Regions from separate parts of the Homo sapiens genome. Here region 2 is linked to region 1. A link is a contact called in ENCODE Hi-C or POLR2A ChIA-PET data. All regions are on one chromosome and are shown on one strand. Each heading gives the region's core, a stretch centred on a gene start or an enhancer-like site at or near the end of the contact. The rest is flanking DNA. Distances are from core to core; before and after follow the strand shown. Region 1 holds the start of ITPK1-AS1 (ITPK1 antisense RNA 1). Region 2 has its middle 22 kb from the start of ITPK1.

What was found. A loop is a pair of places that touch in the nucleus more often than their neighbours do. ChIA-PET counts read pairs that join two places held with the same protein, here RNA polymerase II (POLR2A). Pooled maps may share reads with other maps.
Region 2: a loop to region 1 is called in a pooled map of adrenal gland, with 5 times the contacts of the local background. The contact joins the enhancer-like site here to the promoter of ITPK1-AS1 in region 1. A Hi-C loop is called at or near these places in 7 of 50 pooled maps. POLR2A ChIA-PET finds 5 or more read pairs at or near these places in 3 of 52 experiments (A549, GM10248 and T-cell).

Annotation. Positions count from the first base shown.
Region 1 is chr14:93,065,067-93,070,267 of GRCh38, reverse strand. It overlaps ITPK1-AS1 (ITPK1 antisense RNA 1), which reads right to left and starts at 2,816. Exons shown (of 1, transcript NR_002808.2): 1 at 1-2,816. All of the region lies in intron 3 of ITPK1 (inositol-tetrakisphosphate 1-kinase), which reads left to right.
Region 2 is chr14:93,135,389-93,140,589 of GRCh38, reverse strand. It overlaps the pseudogene CYB5AP3. Among named protein-coding and RNA genes, the nearest start is that of ITPK1, 22 kb to the right of the region's middle. RefSeq lists an enhancer at 2,027-2,526. Within about 2 kb of position 2,534, at least 2 of the 41 ENCODE cell types and tissues checked have a DNase peak (open chromatin) inside an H3K27ac peak, as active enhancers do.

The DNA.
Region 1 (5,201 bases), core at 1,567-4,066:
ACCCTGAAAGAAAGACCCACCTGCTGCCGGGCCCCCTCCAGCCTGGACGTCCTTAGGGAAGCATGTTTTGCAGCCTGACCTCTGCCCTGGCCTGTTCTCTGGGCTGCCTTTCCCCAGTTACTGTAAAAGATCGGGGAGAAGGTGACTGCTGGCATGAGGGGACTCGAGGTTTGACTTTAAAGTGCGAATGAGCAAGCTGTAAGTGTGAGAAGTGCAGCAGCCAGTTAGAGATTCACTGTCCTCCATCCACATTCCTTGAGAATTCAGACACTATGAAACCCAGTCTCTGGTGCGGCGGCTGTTTCTCAAGCAGGCAAGGAAGTAAGTAAGTTCTCCCGGCTTGCGAATGAGTGAATGGTGGGCATACGTCTTTCTGTCCGTGTTTTCTCCAGAGCTGGTGCTGGCTGGCTTGCTGGTGACCTTTGTATATGTGTTTTTACCCCTTCCTGCACCAGACTTTCAGGGAAGGAGGTTGGGTGGGTGACCATCAAACCACCAAGAAAAGGCAAGTCTGAGAAAGAGACACTAAGACCCAAGGGAAGGTCCATGTGCCTGGGGCCGAGGCAGAACTGGGTGCTGGGCCTCTGGAGGCGAAGGAACTGTGGGGATGCCCACTGGCAGGGAAACCGTGGGGATGCCCAAGCCCAGGGGCAGGGCAGGCCTGTCTGAGCTGTGGGGGAGTGGTGAGGACGCAAGGCTGGGCATGTAAGGAGGAGTGGGCCATCAGGGGATGGAGGCCATACCTCCTGACATGGAATAAACTGGGCGTAGGGGCTGGCAGGAGGCGAGGTGTTAGAATGGCCTTACAGACAAGGAGCATGGCCAGGGCCACACACAGCAGCTGGGGAAGGGGGTCCTTTGGCTGCCAATGGCTTGGAAAGGCTACAGCCCCAGGCTTGAGGGGGCTAGTGAGAGACCAGGCTGGAGAGAGTAGCGGTGCCAGGTGAGTTGTTCATGGGGTGCTGTGTCGGGGGCATGGAGGGGCTTCTGCAGGCGAAAGCTGGGTGCTCCAACCTGAGGCTATGGGGGAAGAGCCATGGGGAGGATACATGGAGGGTGATTAGACAGGGCTGCACTGGAAAGCAGACAGCAGGGTTTTCTGAGAGGGGCTGTGGCTGCAGCCTAGTGAGGGGTGATGTGCTCTCCAGGGGCTCCTGCAGTGACAGAGGGCAGCAGGAGACAGATGGCAGGGTGTGGTACCTGGGTAGATGTGGGAGGTGAGAGGGGGAGGATCAGTCCCCAGACTCCTCCCTTGTTTCTGGCCGGAGTGCCTGGGCATGGGGGTGCAGGAGGAGCAGCCGCCAGGGAGGGAAAGCCCATGCCAGCACTGGCGCTTTCCGATAGGTGTGCTGAGTGCAGGCAGCGGAGGCCTGTGTTGGTAGCTGCTCTCGGAATTCAGAGCCAGAGGGGACTCACGTGGTTGCGTGGTGTGCATCTCTGGAAGGATTATAGGTGCTAAATTCTCCATCTCAGCATTAAAAATGTACTTGTTATTTAGGTTATATTTTTACATGGTACCAACATTTTTTTAAAAGGTATGCTGAACACAGTGTCAAATGATCAATCCACAGCGGGGTTCCCTCTGCCACCCATACTCTCCAGCGTACCCCAGCTGGCTGACCCCGGTGCTCTTGATGGATTTTATTTCCAGGTCACTGGGGCATAGGTAGGGGTGGACACCTGTGAACATCCTTCCTTCTGTCGATTTTCTCTGCCGTGTGCTGTGGAGCCAAGCGTAAAGGGCTTTGGGAATAACAATCGCTGTGGGGTTCTGACGTCTTTGGAGCTGGGACAGCCCATGGTAGACTTGCGGTCCACCCATATCCTGGGCAGTGGCTTTCTGAAGTTCACGTGAGCCTGACTCTGACCTCTCCCCAGACCCCATCATCTCCAAGGAGGACCGCCACGGGCTTGGGGGGCTGGCTCTGCACACAGTGTTTCCATGTGGTCATTTGAGGCCAGTAATGGACACAGATTGCTCTTGGCTGTGCCTCACTTCCCTGTGGGGTCCAGAGACCTGGGTTTGAGTTTCTGAGTCTGTTTCCTGGCTGTGGATCTTTTCCTTCCTCTTTAAAGGGATGACAGCGCACAGGATTGAAGACACCTAAGAGATGCTGAAGGAATATTAATTGATTTTTACTCATCTGTTGTTATGATTAATGGTGGCATTTCAGTGGGGAAAATACAGCTACAGATGAAACTGGGCTGTTGAGAAAGATACATTGTTTCAGTGTGGAGAATATAGTATTTTTTTTTTTTTTTTGCCTCCCCTCTGTATCACTTTTGGGTTTCTAACAATTGTGGATTCCAGCTTACTCCTTCCTTTTTTAAAAGATAGATTTTATGGTTTTTTTAAAAAATTTGAAATGCAGGTATTTTTTTCCCCCTAAACATTGACAATTATTTTCATTCTCCATCATTTACTATTTGCTTAGGCTATGTAGATAACAAATAAGACAAAGTTATGTGAAAGCATGATCCCCATAGTGTTTTTTAATAATGATGATACATGAGGTGCTGGGAAGGGTTATATAAATGAGGTCTGCTCATAGCAGTTCTCCAATGTGGCCATTAAAAAAAAATCACATTTTTCACATTTTGGAAGACAGCGTGGGGAAATGCTCGTGAGTTGCTTTGAGTACTGTCGTCATACTCTGAGTGGTTTCATTTCTATCCGTTTTATTTTGGTTCCTGAGCTTTTTAGGTTTGCTGTTAGAAATAGAAGCTGTCACCGTGTTGCAGTCTTGTGCAGCTTCCGAAGCCTGTGGCACTCAGTTCTAGGGTGATTCTTTCTCCAGCCTTTGATGCACTGAGTCAATTTGAGCAAATCCTTTAAAAAAAAAAAAAAGTTCCCACATCCCATGTCAAGACAACAGAGCTCTGCCAGGGCAGGTGGGGCTCCCTGTGCTCCAGGGTGCCTGGGTGCCTTCTTGCAGGCAGGCTTCCAGAACCCCAGGCCCTCCTCACCACACCACGCAGGGTTGGGACTGGATCTCCCTGGTACCTGCCACCCTTGCTTGGCTGTCAAATGTCAAGAATTCCGTGGCCTCAGTGGAGCGTGCCAGGTAAGCATTTTACGTAAAAGCAAAGAAAAGAGATGGAATGAAGTACACAGGGGAAATAGGAAGGGATGGAACGGGGGTTTTAGAAAGGGCCAGAAGCAAGATTCTGCTCTTAAAGTAGCTGACTGTCCTGGCATTCTGGGGTGAAGGTATCCATAGCATTGCTACTCAGAGTGTGATCCTAGGGAATCTGGGTGCAGATGGAGAAACTCGGATGCAAACACTGGATTCCTCAGCAGTCGGTTCCCGTTTGGCCTGGTGCAGGGCTGAGACTCTGAGGAGGAGGCATCTTGACCTGAGGGCCCTGGACTGTGCTCCTTGTCCAGCTGGGCGCAGAACCATCGTAGTCAAAGCCAGGAATGGAGATGCATTGCCTCAGGTCAGTTCCAAAGACCAGGAAGCGTCCCTGAGTATTTCAGTTGAGTAAGGACCTGGCATCTCCCTCTTCAGCCCCTTCCCTGCTCTCATATTTTTATTCATGCTTTTAGAACTGCTAAATGTCAGGTGGGTGCAGTGGCTCACACCTGTAATCCCAGCACTTTGGGAGGCCGAGGCGGGTGGATCATGAGGTCAGGAGATCGAGACCATCCTGGCTAACACGGTGAAACCCTGTCTCTACTAAAAATACAAAAAATTAGCTGGGCGTGGTGGCAGGTGCCTGTAGTCCCAGCTACTCAGGAGGCTGAGGCAGGAGAATGGCGCGAACGCGGGAGGCGGAGCTTGCAGTGAGCCGAGATCGCGCCACTGAACTCTAGCCTGTGACAGAGCAAGACTCCGTCTCAAAAAAAAAAAAAAAAAGAATTGCTAAATGTCACCTTGGCAGTGACACCTACCCTGCTTTCCCAGCAGACGCCTCTGCCCCCTACACACACACACACACACACATACACACACACACATGCACGCGCACACACGCACGCACACCAAGCTGAGCTGCCTGTTGGTGTGTCCTCCTGAGGCTGGGACTTGCTGGTCTCTGAGGAGCACGTGGTCTGGCCCTGATGTGCGCTGTGTCTACTGGGTGAGTGAATTAAGGACTGAGGTATTGTGCTACACAGGATGTGGCCAGGCCTCGAGGGTCTGTGCTTGCTAAAAATAACTCTAGATTATTCTTTTGCTCATTAAGTAATATGTACTTGTGGAAATCTTGGGAAGTCAAGATAGGCTCACAAATGAAAACCCAGAGATAATTATTGAAGCAATTTTTACATAAAATATGCTCCTTTTTCTATATGATGTGCATTCAGGTTAGGCTTTTCTGTGTCCCTAGTTTTGCCACTTGCATTTGGGGGAACAGTTGAGCATTTGCCTGTGCCATTTAAACACCTTGGAAATTGCTGTTAGAGTGGCTGCACCAGCTTCCCACCATCCCTATGTCCCAGCATCTAGAACCATTTCTCTGCTCCAGAGTCTCAAGTTCTAGGTTATTTCTGGTTTGCTGTTACTAACAGTCCTGCCCTGGGTGTCTCTGGACCTAAATCTTTGGGGACCTAAGTCACATCTCAGGCTGTTTCATTGGGTTATGGTCTAGAAGTGACTTCAGGATTTTGTTGCTAAAGAAGAAGGGGAGAATGGGGGACAGGTTGGGCTGCAGCTAGTCAGCTGTGTCCAGCACACTTGGGCCCTGGACTTAGAACTGGACAGGTTACTTGCCCCCTCTAAGCCTCAGTTTATTCTTCTGTAAAATGGAAATAATAATGGACCCAGTCTCATAGAGTTCCAGGAGTGAGGTCATGCAGATAAGGAACAGCACAGAACCTGTTTACCTAGTTTGTCCTCAGAAGGAGCTGTTTGTGATTATTTACTGGTGCCACCTCCACCACCATCATTGTCATCCTCAGTGGCCCAGGGAAGCGTGAGTCTGAATGAGGTGTGTTGTGTAGTTAAATGATGCGATGGGTAGATGAGCCAAAATGAAAGGATCTCTTCTGTTTGATTTATTTTCATGAGTAAAAAAGCCAGAAATGTCTGTAGCATAAGTTATGTCTGTTTGGTTTGGCTAAAGCAGGGCTGACCAGGGATGAGTCTCCTGCTGTGAGTGAGTGAGGTCCCAGCTTGTCCTCTGGGGTTAGAGCAGATTTTGCTCTGGCTGGGGTGCATTTGGGGGCATGGGCTGATTTATGTTTTCCTTCTTTCTGG
Region 2 (5,201 bases), core at 1,285-3,784, 71 kb before region 1:
GGGTTTCACCATATTGGTCAGGCTGGTCTCCAACGCCTGACCTCAGGTGATCCACCTGCCTCGGCCTCCCAAAGTGCTGGGATTACAGGCATGAGCCACTGAGCCCAGTCAGGAAATTAACTTTTTTTTTTTTTTTTTGAGATGGAATCTCACTCTGTTGTCCAGGCTGGAGTGCAGTGGCATGATTTCAGCTCACTGCAACCTCTGCCTCCCAGGTTCAAGCAATTCTGCCTCAGCCTCCTGAATAGCTGGAATTACAGGCATGCGCCACTACACCCGGCTAAGTTTTGTATTTTTAGTAGAGACAGGGTTTCGCCATGTTGGCCAGGCTGTTCTCAAACTCCTGACCTCAGGCAATCTGCCCGCCTTGGCCTCCCGAAGTGCTGGGATTACAGACATGAGCCACTGCGCCTGGCGGAAATTAACTTTTAATAATTGAATACATAACTTCAGTAAATGAATGCCCTGGTGGCTATCTGCAAATATGCGTAGACTGATAGAGATTGTGAGATGTTGACTTGAAATCGGCAGAGACGTGATTTCCTAAAACAATAAAAAACTCTCGGTGGAGTCCCAAACAAAACGAAGTACAGCCTTCCCTCCATATACAAAGTTCTTGAATTCCTGGAAATTCACTGAGTGATAAATCTGTGTACAAAATACTTCGTGCTTGATTATAAAACCAAGTGAGGGGCAGGGCGCGGTGGCTCACGCCTGTAATCCCAGCACTTTGGGAGGCCAGGGTGGGTGGATCATGAGGTCAGGAAATCGAGACCATCCTGGCTAGCATGGTGAAACCCCGTCTCTACTAAAAATACAAAAAAGTAGCCAGGCGTGGTGGCGGGCGCCTGTAGTCCCAGCTACCCGGGAGGCTGAGGCAGGAGAATGGCGTGAACCAGGGAGGCGGAGCTTGCAGTGAGCCGAGATCGCGCCACTGCACTCCAGTCTGGGAGACAGCGAGACTGTCTCAAAAAAAACCAAAAAACCAAAAAAACAAAAACCAAGTGAGGTTCTAGGCTCAAATACTTACAAACAGAATTTTCACATGCATGGATGTCTGCTGAGACATTCTAAAGTCACGTGAGGAGATCAGTTTTCATCTCCTCACCTCTCCAACTATCTTGTGCATCGCAGCATGTCTGGCTTGTCTGACTCCAGCCAGCTGAGTGCCTGCTGTGCCCCCAGTCAATGGGACAACTAGAAAAAAACCTATAGAAATTTAAAAAATGTACACTAGGCGGCGCTGCCACCCTGGGCGAGAACCATATCTAGGCCCTCGTTTTATTCTGTTTCTCCTCACCCATCACTGACCACGTGAGATTGCAGTCTGCATTTTTTGTTTGTGTATGGCTTGTTTCCACGACTAGAGTGTGGGCTGCAGGAGGGCAAGGCTTTGTTTCTTTCTGTTTAAAAATGATGTGTGTGTGTATGTGTGTATGTGTGTTTATATATTTGTGTGTGTGTGTGTGTGTGTGTGTATATATATATATATACATATACTTTTTTTTTTTTTTTTGGTGAGACGGAGTCTTGCTTGTCACCCAGGCTGGAGTGCAGTGGTGCCATCTCGGCTCACTGCAACCTCTGACTCCCGGGTTCAAGCGATTCTTCTGCCTCAGCCTCCCAAGTAGCTGGGATTACAGGCATGTGTCACCACGCTAGGCTAATTTCTTTTTGTGTTTTTAGTGGACACGGGGTTTCACCATATTGGCCAGGTTGGTTTCGAACTCCTGACCTTGTGATCCAACCCCTTCAGCCTCCCAAAGTGCTGGGATTATAGGCATGAGCCACGGCGCCCAGCCTATATTTTTGTATTTTAAAAGCCGGATATATTTGTAAAAGATCATGCTTACAATCAGTAAATTACGTAGTAAAGAAACATCAAAATAAAGTAGATGAATAAAAGGCACACTCGAAAAATCCGAGAGCAGAAAAGACAGTTCTTTTTGTTTTATTTCTAATGTAGGCAGAAAGAAAAAGAGATATGTTAAAATTATTTTTTTCAAGAGAAGTTTTCTGTCAGTTGGAGTAATTAGCATTGGCTTCTTTTTGCCTGTGTCTAAAGCAGGATTTTCCTGCACTGGCTTCTGAGGAGGTTCAGCCTTCTGCCATGTGTGCCTTGATAGGCGACGGCCACTGCTGACATGGCAGGGATCACTCAGTTGGTCCACCAACTGGAGCTAGAATCAACAGCAGTGATAAGAGTTTCCGAAGCTTGTTTAACTTTGGTCTGTCGTCTGGATGGGGCTCCTGAATGATATATGTTTTGGACAATTCCATGGCATCTCAAAGATGCCCGACATCCTCAAAATTCTCAGTAGCGTCACCTCCAGCTTGTTCCCTTAAGACTTCTTCCCCACCAGAATGCTCTTCCAGAAATTTGGTCAAATAGTACACTTGTGGTGCAGAATCAGTCAGGTGCTCTTGCTGTCGTTGTGCTTCTGAATCTCCTCTAGGGTGTAGTACTTCACGGCCTCGTCCAGCTGCTCGGCCGTCTCGGTTGGCTGCGAGCCAGGCCCAGCACACACAGCCTCGTCGGGTGGAGTAGAGCTTGTGACTCCGCCAGCTCCACCTGGGACATTCCCCTCGCCAGGCACCACACCAGGGGCTGGGCGGCCGGCTCAGGGGCGGGGCGACGTAGAAGCACATATGTATATATATATTTTAGAAACAGGGTCTTACTATGTTCCCAGGTTGGTCTTGAACTCCCGGGCCCCAGTGACCCTCCTGCCTCGGCCTCCCAAAGTCTCAGGATTACAGGCGTGAGCCACTGTGCCTGGCCAAGGTTTTGTTTCTTCCGCTGGTGTACCCCCAATGCCAACAACAGTGCCTGGCAATGACTGGGCTCGCCAAGGGGGAGTGGATAAATGAGTGGTATCCAAGCCCTCCCTAGTTTCCATCCTTAGAACTCTACGTTAAAGAGTGTTCGGAATCAGTTCTTTTTCTTTTTTGAGATGGAGTCTTGCTCTGTCGCCCAGGCTGGAGTGCAATGGTGCGATCTCGGCTCACTGCAACCTCTGCCTCCTGGGTTCAAGTGATTCTCCTGCCTCAGCCTCCTGAGTAGCTGAGATTACTCAAAGTGACCTACCTTCAGTCACTTTTAAATCCAACTCCCAATTTTGGACAACATAGAGATTTTTGAATCTCTTTCTTTGCTCACATTGTGTTTTTGTTTTATTTTGTTTTTTTGAGATGGAGTCTCACTCTGTTGTCCCACCATGATCTCGGCTCACTGCAACCTCCACCTCCCAGGTTCAAGCAATTCTCCTTCCTCAGCCTCTCAGGTAGCTGGGATTACAGGTGTGCACCACCATGCCTGGCTAATTTTTGTATTTTTAGCAGAGACAGGGTGTTTACCATGTTGGCGAGGTTGGCCTCAAACTCCTGACCTCAAGTGATCTGCCCGCCTCAGACTCCCAAAGTGCTGAGAGTACAGGTGTGAGCCACCGTGCCTGGGCTCACATTGGTTCGATTTTACTCTGACAATGGTTCCTGCCAGCCAGGCACTGCACCAGTACTGCATAAGCGTCCTCTCATTTGATCCTCCAGGAACTCCCTTCGGTTAGGCACTGTCATTATCCTCACTTGACAAATAAGGAAACTGAGGCTCAATAGAGAGGCTGGGCAACTTTATCAATGTCACACCCACTGAGCGCAAGGCCTGGGTTTTGAATACCAGGCCCTCGCTGTCCATGCGCAGAACCACCGGGCTATATACCCCTCTGGACGCACTTTAGGCAGATCAGTGTGTTACAGTCGAGAGAAGTCTAGTCTAGGAGCCAGAAGACCTGGGTTCAAGGTATTAAGTCGGCCACTGGCTGGCTGTGTGACTTCGGGCGGCCCCTTAACCTCAGCTTCCTAGCTTCCTCATCGACCAAGTGAATAAGGAAGAACCGGCCAAGGCTGGGCACAGTGGCTCACGCCTGTAATTCCAGCACTTTGGGAGGCCAAGGCGGGTGGATCACCTGAGGTCAGGAGTTTGAGACCAGCCTGGCCAACATGGTGAAGCCCCATCTCTACTAAAAATACAAAAATTAACGGGGCATGGTGGTGCATGCCTGTAATCCCAACTTCTCAGGAGGCTGAGGTGGGAGGATCTCTTTAACCCAGGAGGTGGAGGTTGCAGTGAGCTGAGATTGTGCCACTGCACTCTAGCCTGGGTGACAGAGCAAGACTCTGTCTCAAAAAAAAAAAAAAAAAAGGAAGAACCAGCCAAAAAGACAAACTGGACCCAAGGCTGCATGGACTGCTGTATACCTCCTCAGGAGGGAATTCAGCTCTGCTCTGAGCCAGCCAGGGGGCCAGGCATGCCCAGGATGTCCTGGAGAAGGCCCTGAGGACAACATCCACATGGGGGAGGGGCTTCCACTGGAGGGACAGGGGACTGTTCCGGCCTGAAGAGAGAGGACCAGCGGGTGGGTGGGTGAGAAGGACCTTCCAAGGGAGGAAAGTTCGCCGGTTTTCCACGTGTCCTGACATGACCCGGCACTCCTGAACAACAGCCAGAGACAGGGATGGAGGGCAATGTTAACACTCCTCAGGGCGGCCTCCGTCTTAGGTTAGAAGATAAAAAGATCTGATGCCACCCTGAGGGAATCGAAGGCTAGGCACAAAGGGAGGAAGAACTTTCTGTAAGCCAGGGGTATGGATACAGAATGGGGGGCCATGGTGGAGAGAGTGCTGGGGTGAGTAGAGGCATGTCAGGAAAGTTGTCCAGAAGCTTCAAGCCAGGCTTTCCAACATGAAGATGCTATTTGCATATAACCTATGCCCCCTCCACATACACACACACAAAAGACCAAGATGCCTTTCCCTCCTCTTCCCACTAGACCTTAAAAATCCTTTGCGGGCTTTCCTAGGCACGACATGGAGGAAGCTGCTGTGATCTATTCCACCAACCCTGCTGGGGCCAGGCCTGCCTGGATATTTCTGGCTCTCTCAAAAGAAAACAAACCTTTACCCACTAATGTAAGCAGGCAAAATCTTTACCCAACAAAACAAACAAACCAGCTCCTGGAGGTCATGCCCGGCTTTCCTAATATGGCATCGGGTTGGTACCCTTGGCACCCAATCAACATGAGTAGTCCCGCTCCCAGGAGAAGAGGAGAAACAGACTACAGGTGCAGATAAAAGTCACATTCACATTGAGGTGGCTTCAAAGTTGGACAGTGCTCTTCATGGGTAGTGTTGCCAGATAAAAT